Linked DNA regions of Homo sapiens: regions 1 and 3 are each linked to region 2. The links are chromatin loops, found by intact Hi-C in ENCODE. Cell type or tissue: B cell. All regions are shown on one strand.

Evidence for each region. Peaks named below come from ENCODE experiments on the same cell type or tissue, not always from the same donor. Only the 100,000 strongest peaks of a DNase experiment are listed, where the experiment ranks them.
Region 1: a loop joins it to region 2, with 30 times the contacts of the local background. A loop is called at or near these places in 91 of 110 quality-filtered maps.
Region 3: it touches region 2 in a loop (2.1-fold over the local background); 23 of 110 quality-filtered maps call a loop at or near these places.

The regions. Positions count from the first base shown.
Region 1 is chr6:107,670,604-107,678,603 of GRCh38, reverse strand. LOC124901367 (a long non-coding RNA gene) reads right to left here and starts at 3,733. Exons shown (of 2, transcript XR_007059694.1): 1 at 2,243-3,733. RefSeq lists enhancers at 2,983-3,182, 2,716-3,296, 3,297-3,878, 4,776-5,275, 7,674-7,733. In B cell, CTCF peaks have their summits at 2,922 and 3,124 (motif pointing left); DNase peaks (open chromatin) are centred at 3,123 and 7,613; H3K4me3 peaks cover 1,134 bases; H3K27ac peaks cover 1,139 bases.
Region 2 is chr6:107,845,212-107,853,211 of GRCh38, reverse strand. It overlaps a transcript of SCML4 not described here. Among named protein-coding and RNA genes, the nearest start is that of SCML4, 25 kb to the right of the region's middle. RefSeq lists silencers at 4,862-4,961, 4,733-5,027. In B cell, CTCF peaks have their summits at 4,582 and 4,785 (motif pointing right); a DNase peak (open chromatin) is centred at 4,811; H3K4me3 peaks cover 1,253 bases; H3K27ac peaks cover 656 bases; H3K27me3 peaks cover 948 bases.
Region 3 is chr6:107,797,614-107,805,613 of GRCh38, reverse strand. The region is part of intron 1 of SCML4 (Scm polycomb group protein like 4); the gene reads left to right. Among named protein-coding and RNA genes, the nearest start is that of SCML4, 23 kb to the left of the region's middle. In B cell, a CTCF peak has its summit at 4,831; no DNase peak of the experiment used is centred here.

The DNA.
Region 1 (8,000 bases), 170 kb after region 2:
AAAAAATAAAAGTATAGGGGCATGTCAAAGGGACACCAGAGCCAACCTGAAAGAGCTCCAATGCCCAAACTGGAAGAATTTGAGCAAGAAAATAAATAACATACTATAAGCCAGAGTATAAGAAAATACATGAGTCCATACTGATATAAATAACTGATTGAATAAGCAAATGGACAGATAAATAGGAAAGACAAGTCTTTCTTACAGAAGGATTCCAGATAATACAGCATATGAACATACTCCATCCTCTAGGAGGTGAAACTTAATCCTCACCGATATGGTTTGGCCGTGTCCCCACCCAAATCTCATTTTGAATTGAAGTTTCCATAATCCCCAAGTGTAGCGGGAGGGATGCAGTGGAGGTAATTGAATCATGGGAGTGATTACCCCCATGCTGTTCTTGTGAGAGTAAGTGAGTTCTCACGAGATCTGATGGTTTTATAAGGGGCTTTTCCCCCTTTGCTCAGCACTCACTCCATCCTGCCACCCTGTGAAAAGGTGCCTTCTGCCATGTGATTGTAAGTTTCCTGAGGCCTCCCCAGTCATGCAGAACTGCAAGTCCATTAAACCTCTTTTCTTTATAAATTACCCAGTCTTGGGTATTTCTTCGTAGCAGCGTGAGAACAGACTAATACAATCCCTCTCCCCTTTCCCCCTTCTCCCACTTAAGGATGGGTTGCAATTGTGAATGGAAAGGGCATAGGGGAGGTAACTTTCCTATGGAAAACTCTGGCAAACATTGCCTTAGTCGGGTGACTAAGGCTAACTTCACCAGTGATGCTTCATGTTGACAGCATGTACTCTTGGATACAACATGATAAGAAGGACACTGCTCTGATATTATTCCCAAAAAACCATAAACACATTCTATTCATGAGAAAAACATCAGGCAAACTCAAAATTGAGAAACATTCCATAAAATACCTAACCAATATGCCTCAAAAGTGTCAAGGTCATGAAAAAGAAAGAAGGAAAAACTGTCATAGACCAGGGGAGACTAAGAAGATATGATGACTAAACAGAATGGGATATCCTAGATGGGATCCTGGGGCAGAAAAGGAACATTAGCGGAAGAACTAGTGAAATCTGAATAAACTCTAGAGTTTAGTGAATATTGATACATCAGTTTTGGTTTCTTAGTTTTGACATGGGTACCATGTTCTATAATTGTTAACAATGGAGGACACTGGGTGAGGGGTCTATGGCAACTCTATGTACTATCTTTGCAAGTTCTTAAAATAAATTTAAAATTATTTAAAAATAAAACATTTATGCCAAAAAATTTCCCTTGAAGTCAGGACAAGTAGGATGACCTCAAGATGCTAACTGACAGTGTAACAAAACAAAAAGAAACAAAATATATCAGGATTAAAAAGGAAAAGCTGAAATGTGCATTATTCAATATCATTGTTTACACAGAAAATCCAAAACAATAAACAAACCATTAGAACTGATAAGGCTTCAGTCAATTTCTATCAACACACACACACACACACACACACACACACACACAAATATTTACCTACATAACAGCAACAATAACAAAATGTATTTTTAAAGATTCCATTACAATAGCATGAAAAAGCTTATAATTTATCTAGAAATTAATTGAACATAAGATGCCCAAAGCCTTTACACAGAAACTTAAAAGGTTTCTTTGAAACACACAAAAAAGAAATCGAATAAACGGAAAGATACACCATGTTCATGGATGGAAAAACTTTATATCACAAAGATGACACTTTTCCACAAATTAATATAAACAGTAAAATTACAATCAAAATCCCATCAGAGTTTTTCATAATATACTTTCCAGGTAGTTTATTTCCACCAAGAAACAGGCCACATGAAAAGCTCCACAGAGCAATGACCAGTAGCAGCAGCCTCATCTCTTCTTTGCCAACATCCCAGCATGATGGGGCCTGTGCCTTAGTCCCCACTCACTCCAAAGGTGATGAGTGGGATGAATTTCAAAGCCAGGTGAGTTCTATTTTTTTTTTTTTTTAAAGCAGAGCAATGGAGAAAATTGGTTCCTGCTACTTCTATTGCTCAGGGACCAAAGCCTCTTCCTCTCTGGGATCTGTCCAGCCAGGACATAATAAATAACCCCACCAGTGGAAAAAACACTTTCATTTGATTCCATGAGTTTATAAATCAGTATGTTACTCAGTTATCCCCTGACTTCATCTAATATTTTTCTCCATCACTCCAGGGGGGATAGTGTCCGGCAGGAAAAACTTACATTCTGAAATGTGTGTTTCATCTTCTTCCAGTATGGAAAAGCGGGCTCAGTGAAGAGGGAAGAGCGAGCATCCACTGCCAGCTTTCCAGTTGGACACGAGCCATGCAAAGGCATCCAGGAAGAATCTAGTTGGAAGATGACTCTATCAGGCTGGATCGGAACTTGATGGCTGGCAGCTCACACGGAGACTGCACATGACCCGCTCGGAAGAGTCAGCCATCCGTTTGTGCTTCAGTGTCTGTTCCTCTAGTCAGAAGGAAGCTCTAGGACACAGCTTGGGCCAAAAGATAAGCCCCAACAATCGCACCCACGTGTGTATAGTACCTCATAGTTTGCAAATTACCTGATCTCATTTGACCCACATAAGAAGCCTGTGGATATCGTCGTTTGAAAGATGGGAAACATGCTATTTTACAGATGGGGATGCAAACCCAGACTTCAAATTCACACCTAGCGCGCAGGCAAGCCAGAACTCATATCCAATTTTTTAAAAAGGAGTGTCCTGAACTACTCCGTCTTCATACACCTCCTACATCATTGCTTTGTGTGGTGTTATCCCCAAATCTCCACCTGCATCCAGCTCTTCAAGCTGCAGTTCAGGCTTGGTTGAGGTGTCCGGCGGCGGCAATTTTACCCAACTGAAAGCAGAGAGAGGCATGTGGCTGGTCCGCAGGCAAGGCAGAGAGGGGTCTTTTGGTATCGTAATCATCAGGCCCCCACTAATAAGAAAAGCAGTCTCTGCAAACTAGGAACTTCAAAGAGCAACCAGCAACACCCTCTCAGCGTGCTGCGGCTCCTCCTGGGCCTGCTCGCAGAGCCATCCCCTGGCCAGCCCGCTGCTGACACCTTGTGGCCGACAAACAGAGTTCTTGCCCATTTCCTCTCAGAATTACGTCAAGCAAGGTGGCTGAGTGCTAGGAACCAGGCCCACCTCCTATTGTTCTTCCCGGGTTCCCCGACAGCCCCCTCCTCGGACGCCCAGGGCTTCAGGGTGGCTTAGTGTCAGGGCTGCTTAGGGGCCTGTGTGACCCTCAGTGGATGTCCGCTGAGTTTCCTCAGGACCCAGGCTGCCCAGCCCCTGCCAAGCCACGGTGGCAGTCACAGGGCCCTCTAGGTGGCACCTGCTGCCCAAGGCAGGAACCAGCACACACAATGCTCACCAAAAGACTGGCAGGTGAAATAAGGTTTTGCTCATAAAAGCGGGCATGAGCCAGATGCCTGAACATTGTTCTACTTTGGGGCCCTATATCTGCCACCATAAAGTGTGGGTGTCAGAGGGGTCAGAGGACACCCTGCTGGAAATAGAGCTTGTGGCAAACAGCCTCTGGGGACAGCCATTGAGGCAAATGACACCTTGGAGGCATAAATCACCCTAGGGACTTGTTCTGTTGTCAGTGGAAAAACAATTCAAATTCTAAGGAGACACTAATGGCAGCAGAGGGAGAGGGTGCCCCGTGTCTGCATGCCTACGCTTTGAGAAAAGGGATCTAACTAAATAGTAGAGAGTCTTGTTACTATTTTTTTTTTTAATTAAAAAAAATTTTTGAGACAAGACCCAGCTCTATCATCCAGGCTGGAGTGCAGTGGCACAATCTCGGCTCACTGCAACCTCCGCCTCCCAGGCTCAAGTGATCCTCCCACCTTAGCCTCCCGACAGCTAGGATTACAGATGTGAGACACCGTGCCCAGCTAATTTTTGTATTTTTTGTAGAGATGGGGTTTCACCATGTTGTCCAGCTTGGTCTTAAACTCTTGACCTCAAGGGATCTGCCCACCTCAGCCTCCCAAAGTGCTAGGATTACAGGTGTGAGCCACCATGTTAAGCCTTGTTATTATTTTAAAATGTGGTATTCAATGATTTTCGTTCAAGGCATTGTTAATATTCCAAACAATGATCATCACTGTGACTGTGATGAGCTTAATTAGATTAATAAAAATTTAAGATAGTTCTATCTGAAAGCACCAGGATCTCCCATTACATTGAGTAGTCAAGAGTCTGAAAGCAGCCCTCTGTTAATTAATCTCCAGCCCTCTGTTTCCCCACCTATAAAATGTTTGAACAAATTTGTATTTCTCGAAGTGTGGTTTGTGAACATGAATGCCTCAGAATCACACAGTCTTATTAAAAGATGCAGATTATAAGATCACTAATCTGAGGTCTGGGGATCTGCAATTTAACCCATTCTTCAAGTAATTCTTATGCACACGTATTTGAGAATCATTAAAGTGATGCAGGGCCTAAGATCTATTGAGACCTATTATGCACCAGGCACTGACAAGAGGTCTTTTCTCTTGAAGAGCCCACAGTCTTGTTGAGAAGATAGACAAGTGAATAAAAAGGTCCAGTAACTTACAAATGCTGTGAGGGAAAGGAGGAGAGAGTGGGTGACTGCCTGGGGGCATCATCTCTTCTGCTACCATTCCAATGTTTGTCTCCTCAAAACTCATGTTGAAATTCATGCCCCAATATAACAGCACTGTGAGGTGTGGCCTTTGAGAGCTGATTGGGTGGTGAGCGCTCTGCCCTCATGAATGGACTAATGGTCATCACAGGAGTAGGTCAGTTATCGCAAGAGCCAGTCTGTTACAAAAGGCCAAATTGGCTCTCTCTGATGAGGCCCCTCTCCATGTGATGCCCTGGGTCGCCTCAGGACTCTGCAGAGAGGCCCCATCAGCAAGAAGGCCCTCACCAAATGTGCTCCTAGACCTTGGACTTCCCAGCCTCCAGAACTGTCAGAAATAATTTTTTTTTTTAGCTTTATAAATTACCTAGTCTCAGGTATGCAGTTACAGCAACAGAAAAAGACTAGGCAGCTTCACAAAGGAGGTGGTACTGGAGCTGAGTCAGGAAAAATGGGTTCCCCAGGGCACTGAGTTCGGCTGAGGGGGAAGGAGAGGCCGTCCCAGACCTCAGGGGCAGCATGTGACTTTCGGCCTCCCCCTCGGGCTGGGACTGTGAGGCATCTGATGCCCCGCCCCTGGGGTGAGGCCAGCATCTGTAAGAGGAGAGGGACGCATTAAGGATTAGCCTGCGGTTTTCATTTGATCCAAAAATGGATCCAAAGCTCTGGTAATCTCATCCTCTCCTTCCAAAGAAGTAAGAGGTCAGGTCCTCAAACAGGGAATACCCAAGGGGCCCCGCCCCATGTCCACCACAGTGCGCGCCTGTGGGAGGCTGCAGGAGCGATGGGTCAGGCAGCTTCCGCAAAAGCAGGCCTAAGTTCTGTGTCAGCAAATTATGTTTTTAGTAAAAAGCGTTTACTATTTAATCAGGTTTTCTCCTTCTTATTTCTCTTTCTTCTTCTCCCCTTGTTTCCTTTCCATTTTCTTGACAGTCTGATATTTAAAACTATTTTCTATAGTATTTGGAAACTGCACCCCGAAATATCTTTAGTTACCTAGTACATGGGATCTAATTCTTGTTCTTAAATTTACCCCATCCCTCAGCATGAGTTCGGCCCATGCCTTCTTACCCAAATAGCCATCGTCCTGGCCTCCTCAGTCTAGTGGCCTTGGGTATACACTGAGAAGAGTAAAGCCAGGCTAAGCACCATCCCATTGATCTTCTGCTAGTGACACGCTGGAGGTTGCTTCTATCAGCTCACAAGAGCTGATTCTAAATTTTCAGAAATTTTCTGAGAAGCTGTTAAGTATAGACATTATTAAAAGTTAAATTATACACACTTAAATAAGTTATATTAAAAGAAAAGGTAATAAATGCTAAGAACATATCGTTTCCATTATTTTACTACATTATATTATCATCTATTCTCTTGAGGTTATTTACATCTATTATATCTGCATAGTAGAAAATTATATAAGAATGTGTGGCTACACATGTCTTTCTAATTGAGTTCTGTGACATCACAGTGTTAGCTTGAAATCTGTCATGGTGAGAATATTTACACCATGGATGTAAATTGGCAAGTGCTGGGAATCAGGTCTTGATTTATTGTTTTGTTGCTTGTCTAGACTTAAAGTGATGGGGAATGTTCATAATGAAGATTAAACTCAAAAGAGTGCCACGTCTGTGTCTGTGGCTGTTACATTGTGAATAACATGAAAATTTGAGGAAATATTCTCCCAGTATTTGATTTAGAAAAGAAGTCACTCATGTCGTTGATGAATGAGTGAGGTTTCAACCTATGTCTTCGTGGTTTCACTTTTGTCTAATACATTAACATACAAGAAAATATCATTCAACATTTATATCAGAACTACACTCATTCAGCAATTGCAACCAGGTAGTTACAAGAATTCAACAAAAATCAACAAGACCATGCTGTGAGAATCTATTGGTTCTATGGAATTTATAACAAAGAGTGTTATATATTTTATCGTTATTATAAATTGCATGTTCCACATCTTTCATAACAGCAAAATGTATAATAAACTTACGTACTTATGGATAATCACGCTTTTTCCCCTCAGAGAGCCCACAGTTAAACACGTTCCAGCACACCATTAATCCACCGAGCTCTGTGTCTGTGGAACACAACTCACACCCCACATCAAGGCAGCAAACACTTTAATCGGTTCTAATTCCAAAGTAACTGCTGAAAGAAGCATTCGGAGAGTTCATGAAGACCCGGGTTCCCATCTTGATCCTGCTACTCACGAGCTAACTGCCACTAGACAAGTCACTCCGCCTTTCTCTATACCTCACTTCCCACATGTGCAAAAATGAGGGCATTGAACAATACGAACAATCCTGTCCTTTCCAGCTCTCAAATGTCATGGCTTATGCACATGTGAGAAAGGGACGGCTCCGAAGTTGCAGGAATTCAAACCAACCTAAAGGCTTCCAAATGTCATCTCTGAGGTCATGTTCTTTACTCACTGTACCTTCAGATGACATGAAAATCAGGCAGCTAGAAGGGCGAAGAGAAGCCTTCTTTTGAGCCCTGTCCATTTGAGATGACATAGCCATGGGCATGGGAAGGGAGTGAGAAAGATGGACTAAATTTGCTCCGTAAGCAGGGCCCTGCCGTCCTCGCTTCCTCAGCTCCTGCCCCTCTTCCTCTGGACTCAGGCTTTTCTGCTCCATGGAGCCTCTTGGGCACTGAGTTCTCCCCACACAGCAGAAACGAGCCCAGCACAGAGAGCTCCCTAACCTGAGGGATGGCCTACAAGAGATTAATAGCGAACTTGTAGGAAGGAAGGATGCGAAAGCTCACACAGGTCTTTCGTAGCCTTCACAACGTTGGGCAGGAAATGGTTAATCAGGGCCGGCCCTGAGCCTGGACGGCTGCAGGCAGGGAAGGGGCAGCGATTAATTACACTACACAGGAAGTGCAGGCCTCCATCCCTCTGCCCAACGGGGAAATCCATTTTCAATTCTGACCTCAATGTGGAAGTGACTCTTCCTGCCAAAAGGAGAGGAGTACAAGCGTCCCCTCCCCCACAGCACAGCAGAACCAGAAGACAGAACACAGGCAGATGCAGCACCAGGGGTAGGCAAAGCCCAGGCAACGTGCACAGCAGGCAGCTTGATGGAGAAAGTTTTCCTTAGTGGCACCTGATGAGACAACTCTTCCTGTACATGCACTGAAACAGGGAATAGGTACAAAAAAAAAAAACAAAAACCCAAGAAAATGCTACTTGGTATGGAACAGGAATAACAGGAGACACAGACAAGGTCAGCAGAACCTAGAAGGAGAGTCCAGACACACGAGACATTGCCTATAGTTCCATAGCAAGGAGTGCAGCCTGGGCAGCCTGAGACCCTTTCCTTAAAAAAAAAAAATGGTGTTTTTTG
Region 2 (8,000 bases):
ACTGCAACCTCTGCCTCCCAAGTTCAAGTGATTCTCCTGCCTCAGCCTCCCAAGTAGCTGGGATTACAGGCACGCACCACCATACTTGGCTAATTCTTGTATTTTTAGTAGAGATGGGGTTTCATCATGTTGGCCAGGCTGGTCTTGAACTCCTGACGTCAAGTGATCTGCCCGCCTCGGCCTCCCAAAGTGCTGGGATTACAGGCGTGAGCCACCGCGCCAGGCCTGAACTGTACTCTTAAACCCAGTTAAGATGGTGAATTTTATGTTGTGTGTATTTTACCACACTTTTAAAAATTGGGGAAAAAAACCAATGGGTATTGGACTGTGTGGTATTGGGACAAAAACAGATAGGCCAATGATATAGAATGGAAATCCAGAAACAGACCCACATATGTGGGCAGACTCACACTTGATGTACGGGACGAGTTGGCATTACAGCACCATGGGGAAAGAAGGCATTTTCGAAATATAGTGCTGGGGCAATAGCATATCCAATTGGGAAAAAAATGTTACATGGTCCCAGCCTCACGCCTTATGAAACAATTAATTCCAGGTGGTGTATAAATGTAAATCTGAAAGGCAAAACAATAAAAGCTTTTAGAATATAATATAGGAGAATACATTCATAACCTTAGGATAGGAAAATATTTCTTAAACAGGATACAAAGAACGTATATAGAAAAGAAATAAATTGATAAATTGAATTACATCTAAATGAAGACCTTTTGTTCTTCAAAGACACAATAAAGAAATTAACAAGGCAAGACACATAGTGAGAGAAGATATTTGCCACACATGTAATTGACAAAGGACTTGTATCCACACTAAACAAAAAGCAGCAAATTGGTAAGAAAAAAACTAGACAACCCCACAGGAAGACGGGCAATAGGCCTTTTTTTCAAAAAGGCACTTCACACCGCAGATGGATTTCTTCAGAAGCAGACCCTGGAAAGGAGTTTGCGGTGCAAGATGTTTATTAGGAATCAAGATGTTTATTGTGAACAAAGAGGGAAGAAGCAGGATGGAGCAGAGAAAGGAGTTGAACTGCGATGTAGCCTAGCACAGCTTGGGCCAACCTGGTGGGGCTTGGGAGTGGAATTGCTTATCAATCCGCCCCATTCAGGCTGAACGGCTGTGCTTTGGCCTTCCCTTGCTCATTCAACACTCAGTCATACTCAGGAAGAGCATGACCTTGGACAAGGTGGTTCTCTGCTGTTCGGGCAGAACCTGAAGGAGCTGGTGACCGTCTGCAAACCACACTCCCCACAGCTGGGCTGCAAGTCCTTGCTGGAAGGAAGACTTGAACGCCCTAGCTCCACGTCTACTGCATGTCCCAAGACAGCATATCCTAATGGCCAAGAAATACATGAAAAGCTGTTCAAGCTCTTTATCCATCAGGGACACGCAAATTGAAGCCACGATGAGCTATTAATTCAAGCTCACCAGAATGGCTGAAGTTAAAGGGATGGACCATATCAAGTGGAATTGAGAACATGTAACAACTGGAAATCTCATATATTCCTGGAGGGTGTGTACATTTGTGGATCACTTTGTAAAACAGTTTGCCGTTAGTTACACTTCTAGATATTTACCCGAAAGAAATGCGTGCACGTATGCACCAATAGACATGAACAAGAATGTTCACAGAAGCTCTATCACAATAGCCCTAAACTAGAAACAGCCTAAATGTTTACCACTAAAAGAATGGGTACATTTTTCTGTGTTTATCCAAGGGTTGTGGTAGGCAGCCTTTCAGATGATTCCTGCCTCCTGGTGCTCACATCTTCATGTGGTTCCCTCCCATGTGGGCCAGGGTTCTCCTACGTGACCAGTGGCTTGTGGGCAGCAGTGATGCTGTGCCACGTGACAGGCAACGTGACATTACAGCTTCCATCTTGGGAGCTCTGTCACTCACACTCTGTCTCTTGGCTTATTTGCTCTGGGGAATCTATGTCATGAGCAGCCCTATGGAGAGGCCCAAGTAGTGAGGAACCCAAGTCTGTCAACAGGCTTGGGAGTGAGTTTGGAAGAGGCTCCTTTAGCCCCAGTTAAGTCTTCAGAGACGACAGCCTCAGGCAGCAGCTTTGCTGCAACTGCATGAGAGGACCCTGGGCCAGAGCACCCAGCTAAGCCACTCTCAGATTCCTGACTTTCAGAACGTATGTGAAATAATAAACGTTAGTCTAAAGCTGCTATGTTTTGGGGTAATACATTATGCAGCAGTGGATAAATAATGCATTAAGATTCCACAAAGTACTGGCCGGGCATGGTGGCTGATGCCTGTAATCCCAGCACTTTGGGAAGCCAAGGGGGTGGGGTGGGGGTGGGGGGTGGATCACAAAGTCAGGAGTTCGAGACCAGCCTGGCCAACATGGTGAAACCCCATCTCTACTAAAAATACAAAAATTAGCCGGGCCTGGTGGCGGGGGCCTGTAGTCCCAGCTACTCGGGAGGCTGAGGCAGGAAAAATCGCTTGAACCCGGGAGGCGGAGGTTGCAGTGAGCCAAGATCGTGCCATTGCACTCCAGCCTGGGTGACAGAGCGAGACTCCGTCTCAAAACAAAACAACAACAACAGCAACAACAACAACAAAAAGATTCTACAATTTAACAAAAACAAATGAAATGCAGTTATACATGTTGACATGGGTAAATTTTACAGATGACTCCTTGTGTTATTTCATTATCTGAAGATCAAAAAATGGGTAACAATGAAGTACAGCGTTTGGGGATGCATGCCTAGATGGTACAAAAAAAATAAATCAAGGAACTGATTATCATGAAGGTCAGGATGGTGTTTACCCTTAGGGGCAGATGGGGTGGACACTGGGAGGGGGCATGAGGAAGGCTTCTGAACTCTTGCCAATGTGCTATTTCTTGATCTGGTTGGCGGTTGTAAGGGTTTTGGAGAAATCATCAAACTGTATGTTTCTGGTTTTGCCCTTTTTCTCTGTGTGTGCTATATTTCACAATAAAATGACAGAGAATTGGAGGAGAGAACTTGGAGAAAGTACAGACTTTTTAGAGGAATTTTGTTGCAGACAGGACAAAAAACAAAACAAAAACTAGTAGTAGCTGGAAGAGAAGTGGGGTCAAGATTTTCAAGAATGAGAGAAACAACAGTTGTTTTCTGCAGAAGGAAATCACCCACTGGAAAGGGAAGGTGATAAGGCAGGAGATAGGGATTGCTAGAGCCATGCTCTGGAGTGGGTGAGGGGAATGGTCCTGGGCTGAGCTGATGCCAAGGCCCTAAGGACCTTCAGTCAGGGCTCTCCAGATAAATCGAACCGACAGGAGATTGACAGATAAACACACACACACGGATGTATATATATCTCCTATTAATAAATCTCCCTCTATTTCTCTAGATGGATAATCTATCCATATAGACATATAGATGTCCCTCTCTCTATAGATAGATAATAGATCTTTCTATCAGTAGAGACAGATTGATTGATTTTTTAAGGCACTGGCTCATGTGATTGTGGAGATTGAGTCCTAAATCTCAAGGGTAGATCAGCAAGCTGGAGACCCAGGGAAGAACTGATGCTGCAGTCTCAAAACCAAAGGCCTCCTGGAGGCGGAATTCCCTCTTCCTCAGGAAGGTCGAGCTTTCTCCTTTCTTAAAAGGAAAGGACCTTTAACTGATTGGGTGAGACCCACCCACATTATGGAGGGTAATTTACCCAATCTACTGGTTTAAATGTCTCTTTCTCTCTCTCTTTGAAGATTGGGTTTCACTCTGTCGCCCAGGCTGGCAGTGGTGTAATCTCGGCTCACTGCAGCCTCGACCTCCCGGGCTCAAGCAGTTAATAGTTTGGAACCACAGGTGGAGCCACCATGCCTGGCTAATTTTTAAAATTTTTTGTGGAGACAGTCTCATATGTTGCCCAGGCTGGTCTTGAATTCCTGGACTCAAGTAATCCTCCTGCCTCGGCCCCACCTTAAATGTTATTCTTATCTGAAAAATACATTCACAGCAACATCCAGATCAATGTTTGACCAAGTATCTGGGTACCTTGGTCTGGCCAAACTGACCAATAAAATTAGCCATCTTGAATACAGCGTTGGCTCTGACCACTCTGCCCTTAACTTGCTGGGGGACGGGCGGGGTGGGGGAAGAGCCGCGTGGGGCGTAAGCACAACCCTTGCCCTTGATTTTCACTCAGAACACCTGAGTCTGGATTCTTCCACCTCTTAGAGAACATTCCCACAGCCTTGAGGGAAGGGGAAAGAGGATGAAATCATTGTGTGAATAATGTAAACCAAGTCTTCAGACCTCGATCTTTTCATTTTGGGTTAGCTGCAAGAGCCTGAGGATGTTACTGCTGAGTGAGGAGGATGTTCACATGTATTTTTCCTACAGCTTGACAAGTCTTATATTTGAAAAGATGAGATTTCCGTATCACACAAGGTGGCTAACTGGTGGGGCCAGGAAAGCATTCAGTTCCCCAATGGCCTAATGCCTGCAGAGGGGAGTCGGCAAAGGTGTTCTCAGGAGCGACGGGGGATCTCCCCTGGGGACGTCAACCGGAGGCTTCGTTCTGCCACCAGAATTTGGTGAGCAGGTAGGTGCTCCGTGGGATTCACAGCTGGGATTGCTTTGCCTGTGAAGACACTGCACGTGGTGTCTTCGGTGGAAACGGCCACTGTCTTCTTCCTGCCCCACGAAGCCCTAGCTCCCCCGAGGACTCTGCCGTGTTCCCTTCCTCCTTCCGGTCCAGGCGCTCAGCCCCCGGAGTCCGGATTCCAGCGGCAGCAGGAGAAATGAGCGGGCGGCTTCTCCCTCTGTGGCCACCAGGGGGCGCGAGGTGGCCGACCGGGGCCCGGCCAGGCTGGTCAGGGACTGGGAGATCCGCTGCCTCTTCTTGGAGTCCCGGGCCGGCCAGTGGGGCTGGAGCGACGCTGCCGTGCCCCCGGCTCCCACAGACCCCTCGCAGCCACGTCCCGGACTCCACCACTCTGGAGCTCAGGGTGGCCTCCGGCATTCGTTGAGTCAGACCCAGAGTCCCGACCGTCTCCCTTAGACCCAGCTGTTTCTCCTTGGACTCAGACGCAAAAAAAGGGTCCCTGTCGCTTCTCTAGTTTCTAGCGCCTTGCCTCCTAAGGGGGCTCCCCAAGGCCCGACCCCCGACCCCCGTCCTGGGGGAGGGGAACAGCTGCAGTTATTGCCTCAGAGCCTCTCCTAGCCGGGGGACAGATATAACCGACCCGGGCCATCAAGCCCGACCCTCAGTAGGACGCCCCTCACACAGCCCGTGCGTTCTGGCAGAAAGAGGGTCTCCAGATCCAGCACACCCCAAAAAAGATGCCCAGTTAAATTTGCATTTCAGATAAACAACAAATGAATTTTTAGTATAAACATGTCCCATGAAGTATTTGGGATGTACTTACACTTTGAAAAAGCTTTCCTTGTTTTTCTTGAAATGCAAATTTGACTAGGTGTCCTGTATTTTTCTTCTAGCAACTCTAGCCGGGAACGGATTTAGGTGCAGGGAGGGAGGGGGAAGCTTGAGGAGAAATAAAAACATGTGGGAAGCCCTCACTATGCAAGATACTTATTTCTATTTGGTCTTTTGAAAATCTATCTATATAATTCCATTTATAAAAACCCAGCTAGCTTTTTAAAAATCCTACTTCTCTCTGTTTTGTTTCAGGTAAGATCAAGTACAACCTTGTCTGTGACTTTTTTTATTTTTATTTTTTTTAGACAGGGTCTCACTCTGTCACCCAGGCTGGAGTGCAGTGGCACCAACACAGCTCACTGCAGCCTCTACCTCCCCAGCTTAAGCAATCCTTCCACTTCAGCCTCCGGAGTAGCTGGGACCACAGGTGTGCATTACCATGCCCAGCTAATTTTAATTTTTTTTTCTAGAGACAGAGTCTCACTATGTTGCCCAGGCTGGTCTTGAACTCCTGGGCTCAAGCAATCTTCCTACCAGGGCCTCCCAAAGTGCTGGAATTACAGGCATGAGCCACCATGCCTGCCCCCTACCCCACAACTTTTTTAAAAAGTTAGCTTTCTTAACAGATTTTTAAAAGAAGTGACTGATCATTTAAGTCATGGCACGTAGCTAAAGCTGCTGCCCTTCATGTCTATAGAAAATTTTCTTCAGAGGAGCTGAATATATTTATATTAATTTCTCTTTATGGGCAAATGTATATTTTGCTATTTTTGGCAGGGATTTACTTTTTGACGGGGGTCCACACTGAATAGGAATGATTCTGTGGGGTAGACATAGGGACGTCATGATACAGGTACCACCTGTACACCACCCTGAACAAGACCTTGTTCAAGACAAGACCCTCCTGGGGACCTTAACTCCTGGGTAACCATTTCACACCCACTATCCTATGGGACACACACACATGCACACACACAACAAACATGTAATATGTTTCTATTACATTTAGATTTTGGACCAAGGGTCTCAATCCATCCTAAGGAACCCAGCCACCTATAATATTCCTAATAACACTGCCTGGCCCTGCTTGAGTTCATTGCCCTCACTCCAAAGATGGGTGGCTCAGATGCAGATGAGCTCCCCCTTGGCCCTGACCTGCCTGGGTCTCAGAGGAGAGGAGGCCAAGTGTATTCATCTGCTAGGGCTGATGTAACAAATGCCACAATCAAGGGGGCTTGGACAACAGAGCTTGATTGTCTCACTGTTCTGGAGGCAGAAGTCCACACTCAAGGTGTCAGCAGGGTTGGCTCGGTCTGAGGCTGGTGAGGGAAGGATCTGTTCCAGACTCTTCTTGGCTCTGGGATGGTTCTCGTCTCCCTGTGTCTTTGCACTTCCTCTTCCCTCTATGCGTGCCCATCTCTGTGACAAGTTGGTCCTTTTTATGAGGACACCAGTCACACTGGATCGGAGCCCACCTAATGATCTCCCTTTAACTTGTTTACCTCTGTAAAGACCCTATTTCCAAATCAGGTCACTTTCTGAAGTGCTAGGTGTTAGGATTCCAACATATATTTTTTGGGGTGGATACAGTTCAACCCTTAACACCAAGGAAACCCTGATGAATGGAGGAGGAGTTCATTGGTGCTTGACAAGGACCTTTTTCAGGATCCAGTCAGTTCCTCAGTGGACAGGCTGCTAGGCTAAGGCTTTGGCCAGGAAGGTCCTAGAACTTGGGGAGTGCTGGCCTCCTGGGAGAGTGGAGTCTGAGGCCGGCTCCGGGCTGCTGGCAGGAGGCTCACTCAGGGAGCGCCCTTCTCTCCCCACATCAGAGGCCCACTTGTCTCCTGTCACTGCAGGTGGGGACAGGACCTTCACTGGAACATTCCCCACAGATTTGCCCAACACGTGTGGCACCTGAGTTCAATGGGGAGCCAGGCATTTGTCGAGGAAAGAAACAAGGGCCCAGCATCTGGAAGATACGAGGTAAAAATGTAATACCACGTGTAGTAAATGTTCATAGTAATTTGGGTCTCATAAAGCCCTGTGTCTCCACACTGTATCCTCTTGCTCATAAAACCCTAATGTAACCCTGTGTTCTGTCATACACAATTGAAATCTGAGGATTCCAAAGAACACCCTTGCCCATTCCTTTCTGAAGGAGCGTTGTCCCTGAAGAGTTTCAAATTCAGACTTGGGTCACCTATCATCCTCTTAAGATTGTAATGTTCTAATTAGTAACAGGAAATCTCTCAAGCAAGTGAGAAAATCCCTTTTCCTCCATTCGTTTGAAAAGAAAAAAGAATCCAGGCAATCATTCTGTAATTTCCGGAGAACCGTCACCTTTCCAGTAGCTGCTAAGGCCAAGGTGAAAACAAGCTAACAGTAGATGCCATCTCCTCCTAGTGCCGGGCCCCGGAGCGTCTCTAGGCTCCAGTGATGTTAACTGGTGGTCGGGGCCTCTGGGTCCCACTGCATTAGGACAGACTGTTTGACCTCTAAGCCTAATTTCAGATGATCCTTTTTGCTGATGTGAACTCCTTTGTGTTACTATGTTGGGGATGAGATTTTTTTTTTGTTTTCTAGCTCTGTCGCC
Region 3 (8,000 bases), 48 kb after region 2:
GTGTAGTTTGACAGCTTTCATGTAACAGAAACACCAGGGCCCATAAAATCAGGCCAGTGTCAGGATTTCAGGTGTATTAAGTATTTCAGCAGTGGCTGCCATCCTTCACTTTCATTTAAATGGGGGTATGAAAATGGAAGGACGTGATGCTTTCAAAAGGCCACAATCTCAGTCCTCCTCACAATTAGTGAGAATAAGCATGCCACTAAAAAAGATGATATCTGATGTTTTCTCATTTATTCATTTAGACTTTGTTATCCCTGTATTTTAGGCACTGTCTTAGAATAAAAGATAAGTAGGGTGTGATCCTAGCCTTCATGGAGCTGATGGTGTAGTAGAGGGGTTAGCAAACATTTTCTATAAAGGGCCAAATAGAGAACATTTCAGATTTGGGGGCCATATGGTTTTGATGGCACCACCCTTGACAGCCACCCCATGCCTGCTCCACACCCCTAACTCTCCAGTACTCACTTCCTGCCTCAAGCCTACTGATCCCTCTTTTTGCTTCCTATAGCCATTTTTTCCTCACCTGCAAAATAGGTAGGAATGCCTCCAGCACAGGCTTATTGTGAGGATGAGCTGAGTTGACTGACTGTGTAAAGCCCTCATTTGGGGTCTGGCTGCCACTTTATTTGTTTAGTTTTGAGACAGGGTCTCACTCTGTTGCTCAAGCTGGAGTACAGTGGTGCGAACACAGCTCATTGCAGCCTTGAGCTCCAGGCCTCGAGAGATCCTCCTGCCTCAGCCTCCCAAGCAGCTGGGACCACAGGGGCACACCATCACGCCTGGCTAATTTTTTAATTTTTGTAGAGTCTCACTATGTTGCCCAGGCTGGTCTCAAACTCCTAGGCTCAAGCAATCCTTCCGCCTTGGCTTCCCAGTTGTGCTGGGTTTACAGGTGTGAGCCCAGCTCTGGCTGCCACACTTTATCCTTTCCAGAGATTTTTAAAAAGGGACAACTGGATAATATTCTCTGCTGCTAGGAGAAGATGTTTGGAGAGCTAAGCCATATTTAAAAATTAAATAGGTGTGTGTGTCTGTACATATATACACATAGGTATAAAATATTGTGTTTTGATTCTGAAAATTAGATATACTTGGAATGCAAATTGCAACATATTGCAATTTGATTCTGGCCCACATTCTCTCCTGGCCCCTCCAGACTCTCCTTTGGGCACCCTGCATCTGAAAGGCTGAAATTAAAATTGAGAATGGAGACCTGGATCCCATCTTGCCTTCCCAAGGGGGCCTGGCCTTGGGGCCTGGCCTCCAGTAACTATGGGCATCCTGCCAGGGCTTATTTTGTAGCAGACCTTTTTCTTTAATTATATTTTTGAGTTGTACAAGTTGTGCACACACACACACGTTTCATGTTTAAAATGTAAATTAGCAAATTAGTACAGAATTCACAAAGCTGTGCTCTCCAACTAGCAGCCAGAGTGAGCCTTTTTAAATGAGTCAGATCACATTTCTGCTCAGCTCAGAAATGCCCAGTGACTCCACATCTTGCTCAGAAAAAGAGCCAATGCTCTTTTTTTTTTTTTTTCTTTTTCTTTTTTTTTTTGTTATTGATCATTCTTGGGTGTTTCTCGCAGAGGGGGATTTGGCAGGGTCACAGGACAATAGTGGAGGGAGGGTCAGCAGATAAACAAGTGAACAAAGGTCTCTGGTTTTCCTAGGCAGAGGACCCTGCGGCCTTCCGCAGTGTTTGTGTCCCTGGGTACTTGAGATTAGGGAGTGGTGATGACTCTTAACCAGCATGCTGCCTTCAAGCATCTGTTTGACAAAGCACATCTTGCACCACCCTTAATCCATTCAACCCTGAGTGGACACAGCACATGTTTCAGAGAGCACAGGGTTGGGGGTAAGGTCACAGATCAACAGGATCCCAAGGCAGAAGAATTTTTCTTAGTACAGAACAAAATGAAAAGTCTCCCATGTCTACCTCTTTCTACACAGACATGGCAACCATCCGATTTCTCAATCTTTTCCCCACCTTTCCCCCGTTTCTATTCCACAAAACCGCCATTGTCATCATGGCCCGTTCTCAATGAGCTGTTGAGTACACCTCCCAGACGGGGTGGTGGCCGGGCAGAGGGGCTCCTCACTTCCCAGTAGGGGCGGCCGGGCAGAGGCGCCCCTCACCTCCCGGACCGGGCGGCTGGCCGGGCGGGGGGCTGACCCCCCCACCTCCCTCCCGGATGGGGCGGCTGGCCGGGCGAGGGGCTGACCCCCACCTCCCTCCCAGACGGGGTGGCTGCCGGGCGGAGACGCTCCTCACTTCCCAGACAAAGTGGCTGCCGGGCGGAGGGGCTCCTCACTTCACAGATGGGGCGGTTGCCAGGCAGAGGGTCTCCTCACTTCTCAGACAGGGCGGCCGGGCAGAGGCGCTCCCCACATCTCAGACGATGGGCGGCCAGGCAGAGACGCTCCTCACTTCCCAGATGGGGTGGCGGCCGGGCAAAGGCGCAATCTCGGCACTTTGCTGGGCCAAGGCAGGCAGCTGGGAGGTGGAAGTTGTAGCGAGCCGAGATCACGCCACTGCACTCCAGCCTGGGCACCATTGAGCACTGAGTGAACGCGACTCCGTCTGCCATCCCGGCACCTCGGGAGGCCGAGGCTGGCGGATCACTCGCGGTTAGGAGCTGGAGACCAGCCCGGCCAACACAGCGAAAACCCGTCTCCACCAAAAAAATACGAAAACCAGTCAGGCGTGGCGGCGCGCGACTGCAATCGCAGGCACTCGGCAGGCTGAGGCAGGAGAATCAGGCAGGGAGGTTGCAGTGAGCCGAGATGGCAGCAGTACAGTCCAGCTTTGGCTCGGCATCAGGGGGAGACCGTGGAAAGAGAGGGAGAGGGAGACCGTGGGGAGAGGGAGAGGGAGGGGGAGAGGGAGAGGGAGAGGAGGGAGAGGGAGAGGAGGGGGAGGGAGAGGGAGAGGAGGGAGAGGGAGAGGAGGAGCCTTTCCAATTTTCTTTCCTTCCTTCCTTCCTTCCTTCCTTCCTTCCTTCCTTCCTTCCTTCCTTCCTTCCTCCCTCCCTCCCTCGAGCCAATGCTCTTAAGTGGCCTGAAAGACACTCTATGCTCTGCCCCCACCTCTCTCCCACACCATTTCCTACCCCGCCTTCCCTCTGTCACTCTGCACCCAATACCCTGGGCTCCTGACTGTCTTTGAACTGTCCACCACAGGACTTTTGCACTTGCTGTTTTCTCTGCCTGGAATGTTTTTCACTCCCATATGCCCATAGCTTTAAGTTCCTTGAAGTCTCTGCTCAAACATACCTTAGTGAGACTGGACCATCAATGTCAAATAACATGCTCACTGCCATCATGCTCTATCCCCCTTAATCTAATTTATTCTTGTAATATTTATCATCACCTGACTTGCTGCATATCATTTGGTTGTTTATTGTCTGTCTCTCACGAATATAAGTTCCGTGAGAACAGTGACTTTTTGTTGTTGCTCGTACTGTATCCTCAGTGCTCAGAACACTGGCACGTAGGAGGCACTTGAGAAATATTTGTTGAGTAAAGAAATGAATAGGCCGGGTGCAGTGGCTCACGCCTGTAATCCCAGCACTTTGGGAGACAGAGGCGGGCAGATCATGAGGCTAGGAGATCGAGACCATCCTGGCTAACATGGTGAAACCCTGTCTCTACTAAAAATACAAAAAAAAAAAAATTAGCCAGGTGTGGTAGCGGGTGTCTGTAATCCCAGCTACTCGGGAGGCTGAGGCGGGAGAATCACTTGAACCTGGGAGGCGGAGGTTGTGGTGAGCCGAGATCCAGCGTGGGTGACAGAGCAAGGCTCGGTCTCAGGAAAAAAAAAAAGAAATGAATAATGAAGACTGTAGTCAAAAGTCAGAATTTCTGTCTCCACCCTCCATGTGCTAACCCCCATTCCACATTTCTCAGTCATACGCCCTGTCAGCAACATATCCTTCCAGGAACTTTGCATATGTAAGAATACCTAGAAGCTTCTGCTTCCAGTTAGGATGTAGAAGGATGTGAAAGACATTTGGACTTGGGAAAAACCTGGAGAAATTAAAACCATACTTTTCTATGAGACTAGTGAAAAGTAATGGACACAAAAAAATCTCGATGGACTCTATTCTGGAGAGAAATGAGCTCATTGTAGGATTAGCAGAGTTATAGGTTCCATACCTGGGGTGGGGGGCAGGTAGGCAGGCATAGGTGGGTGGAGGACTGGAGTCTCGCCAAGGAGACGCCCTCTGAGCCATCTGGGAGGATGACTTCGTATGTACCTAGCCAGAAAAGGGAGGTGGGGAAGGGATTACAGGAGTTGGGAATCGTGTGTATAAAGATAGTGCTGTCTGGAGAACAGTGAGAGTGTGACCTGGGTCTGCAATGGAAGAGTGGGCTTACCATAGACAGAGAATTTACAAGGAGAAATCGGTTGGGCTTTACATAACAGCATGTGCTACTAGAAGGGACTGGAATCTGAAGGACCCTCTGGTTCAGTCAGAAGACATAAACCACATTGGCAATTGGAATAGGGAAGTTTTAATATAAAAAACTCTTAAAGTAGTAAATGCAGAGATCAGTAACTACTCTGAAAGTTCAAAGAAAAGTAAATGATGAAGGAACGCAGAAACTTGGAAGAGGGGAGCCCCTGCAAGGTTAAGATTCGGACTCTTGTCAATGGACAGGGCAAGTTGACTGATATTGGGGAGCACTTGCTCCCAAATCAAATAACTGTCCTCCTCTGTTTAACACTGCCAGGACCCTTGCTTATTGATCTACTTGCCACCAAGTAGAAAAATACAACACTGGAAGAAGAAAAAGTCCTTTTTTCCTCTTCCAGACTTGCAATGTGTCTCCAATGCCCTCTATTGACAGGACCTAACATTAAGCCAACTGGCAAAGAAGTAATGTCTGTAGAATTGGGCCCCAGTATAACAGAGAGGGGGAAAGAAAGATGGATTTGTTGCTGAAAAGCAATAAATTCTTAAGTGGCACAAAACACATACACAAAAAACACAAATTCATTTTTAAAATACCCCAAACCTCCCCCTTTCTGAATTTTGCTGAGAAAGGACCAGTGAAGGAAAGGCTAATAGGTAGATAAAAATCACATCTTTTCCAACATTCTTCTGGTTTTTGCATCCTGGGACTCCTGCAGGAGTTGAATTCAAAGGTAAACAAAAAATAGATGAGACTGGTTGGGTATTGGGCAAACAACAGGTAAACTCAATCTAAATAAAGCTGCAGCTCAGCACTAGTTCAACTCAATTGTAGGCAAATTTGAATAGCCCCTAGATAGAGAAAAGGGCTTGCGATTCTGGGAAATAAATAAAACCAAGCAAAAAAATTAGTATGTTACATTATCCACTGTTAACACAATTTTTGGAGTTTAATTTTTGTTTAATTAGACATGTAAAGAAGGCGGAAAATGTTACCCATGGTCAAGAAAAATATAGACAATAGGAGCATATCCATGCTGAGGGCAGTGGTGTGTGCCTATAGTCTATTCCAACTACTCGGGAGGCTGAGGGGGGAGGATGGCTTGAACCCAGGAGTTCAAGACCAGCATGGGGAACAAATTCAGACCCCCCCATCTCAAAACAACAAAACAAAACAAAAAACCACATTCCCACTGTGGATTCAATACTAGAAAAAAAAAAAAAGGAACATATCCACAGTGGACCTAGATATTGCAATCATCAGATAATGGGCTTTAAAACAACTATTTTAAATATGTTAAATAATTTAAGGAAAAGAGATGGATATTTTAGAAAAGAAATGGAAACTCTAAAGATAAAAACAAGTAGAAATTGAAATTCTAGAACTGAAAAATACAATATAAGACATAAAAATCACTGGATGGGGTTAGCAACAGATTAGCCACTGAAGAACAAAGTATAAGTGAAATTGAGCCAAGAAAGAAAGCAATGATTTACAGGCAAAAAGCAGAGATGAAAAGAAATTATAAAAAAACTAATTCAAAAGAAGGCAGGAAAAGAGAAAAAAGGACAAAACTAAACAAATAGAAAGATGGTAGACTTAAACTCAAGTCTATTGTCTATCAATAATTACATAAAATATAAATGGAGCAAACACATATTAAAAGGCAGAGATTATCAGACTGAATAACAAAAACAAGATCCAACTATGTTGGCTACAAGAGACAGACTTTTTATATAAAATTGCAGGTAGTTTACAAGTAAGAGATCAATAAAAGATACTGTGCAAACATTCATCATAAGAAAGAGGGAGTGACTATAGCAATATCATACAAAGTAGACTTAAAGACAAGCAGTTTTATCAGAAATAAAGAGGGACACTCATAATAATAAAAGAGTCAAATCATCAAGAAGATATGAAACTCTTAATGTATTTGTACTATAATAACAGAGCTTCAAAATACATGTAGCAAAAACATACAGAAATAAAGGGACAAATAGGCAATTTCACAATTATGGTTGCAGATTTTAACACTGCAGTTTTAGTAACTGACAGAACAACTGAAATACTTACAAGGGTATAGAGGATTTGAAAAGCACTATCAACTAACTTAACTAATAGGTATTTATAGAACACTATAGAACTACAGAATACACCTTCTTTTCAAATGCACATGGAACATTCACCAACATAGACAATAAGCTGGGCCATAAAACAAGTCTCAATACATTTCAAAGGACTGAGATCATACAGAGTGTTTTAGAAGTCAATAGCAGAAACGTCAGGAAAACCCCAAATATGTAGAAATTAAAACATACTACCAAATAACCCTTGGGTTAAGGAAGAAATCACCAGGAAAATTAGAAAATATTTCGAACTGATGAAAACAGAAAAGAAAGCTCAGCATACTAAAATGTGTTGGATGTGACTAAAGGGACGAGTAGAGGGGAATTTGTGGTTTTAAATATTCACATTAGAAAAGGAAAAGGTCTACAAGCAATTATTTAGGCTTCTACCTTAAGAAGCTAGAGAAAGAGGAGTAAATTAAGTCCAAAGTAAAAAAAAGGAAGCAATCAAATTAAGAACAAAAATCAATAGACTAAAAATCAGACAATAGAGAAATATTGGCAAATCAAAAGTTCTTTGAACAGATCAATAAATAAGATTGATAACCCCAAGCAAGATTGATCAAGAAAAAGAAAGAAAAATGCAGATTACCAGCAGAGGAATGAAAGAGGAGGCATCTCTACATCACTAAGAATATTAACATAATAACAAGGAAGTATTATGAACAATTTATGTTAATAAATTCACAACAAATTTTTTGAAAAACACAACTGACCAAATCTGACATAAGATGAAATAGAAAACCAGAAAAGCCTTCTATATTAAAAAAATGAATTTATAATTAAAAACTTTTCCATAAAAAGACTTTCAGACTCAGATGACTTCTGTATGAATTCTATCAAATACTTGAGGGAGAAATAATATATCTTATATATGCTCTTTGAGAAAACAGAGACAGAGGAAACACTTCTGATTTCTTTGTTATTGCTTTGAGGCCACCATAATCCTGTCATCAAACTTGACAAGGATACTATAAGAAAAGAAAATTGTAAACCAATATCCTTCATGCATGTATATGCAAAAATCCTTAAGAAATTATTAACAAATAAAATTCATCAACTCATAAAATGGATAGTATGTCATAGTCTACTGGAGTTTACTTCAGGAATGCAAGCTTGTTTAGCATTCTAAATCCATCAGTGTAATTCTGCATAACAGAATAAATGATAGAAATTATATGATCATCTCAATAGATGTAGACAATGCATTTGCAAAATTTAATGTCTGTTCACGATTAAAAAAACCTCTTAGGATACTAAGAATAGAAGAAAGTTTCTCAATTTGATAAAGAGCATCTATGAATACCTAAAGATAACATCATACTTTAAATATTTTTAAAATTTAAGCTAAAATCAGGAACAAGCATGGATGTCCTTTCTCACCACTTATATGCAGCATTATCCTGGATTTCCAACCACTGTAACAAGGCAAGAAAAGAAATTTAAAAA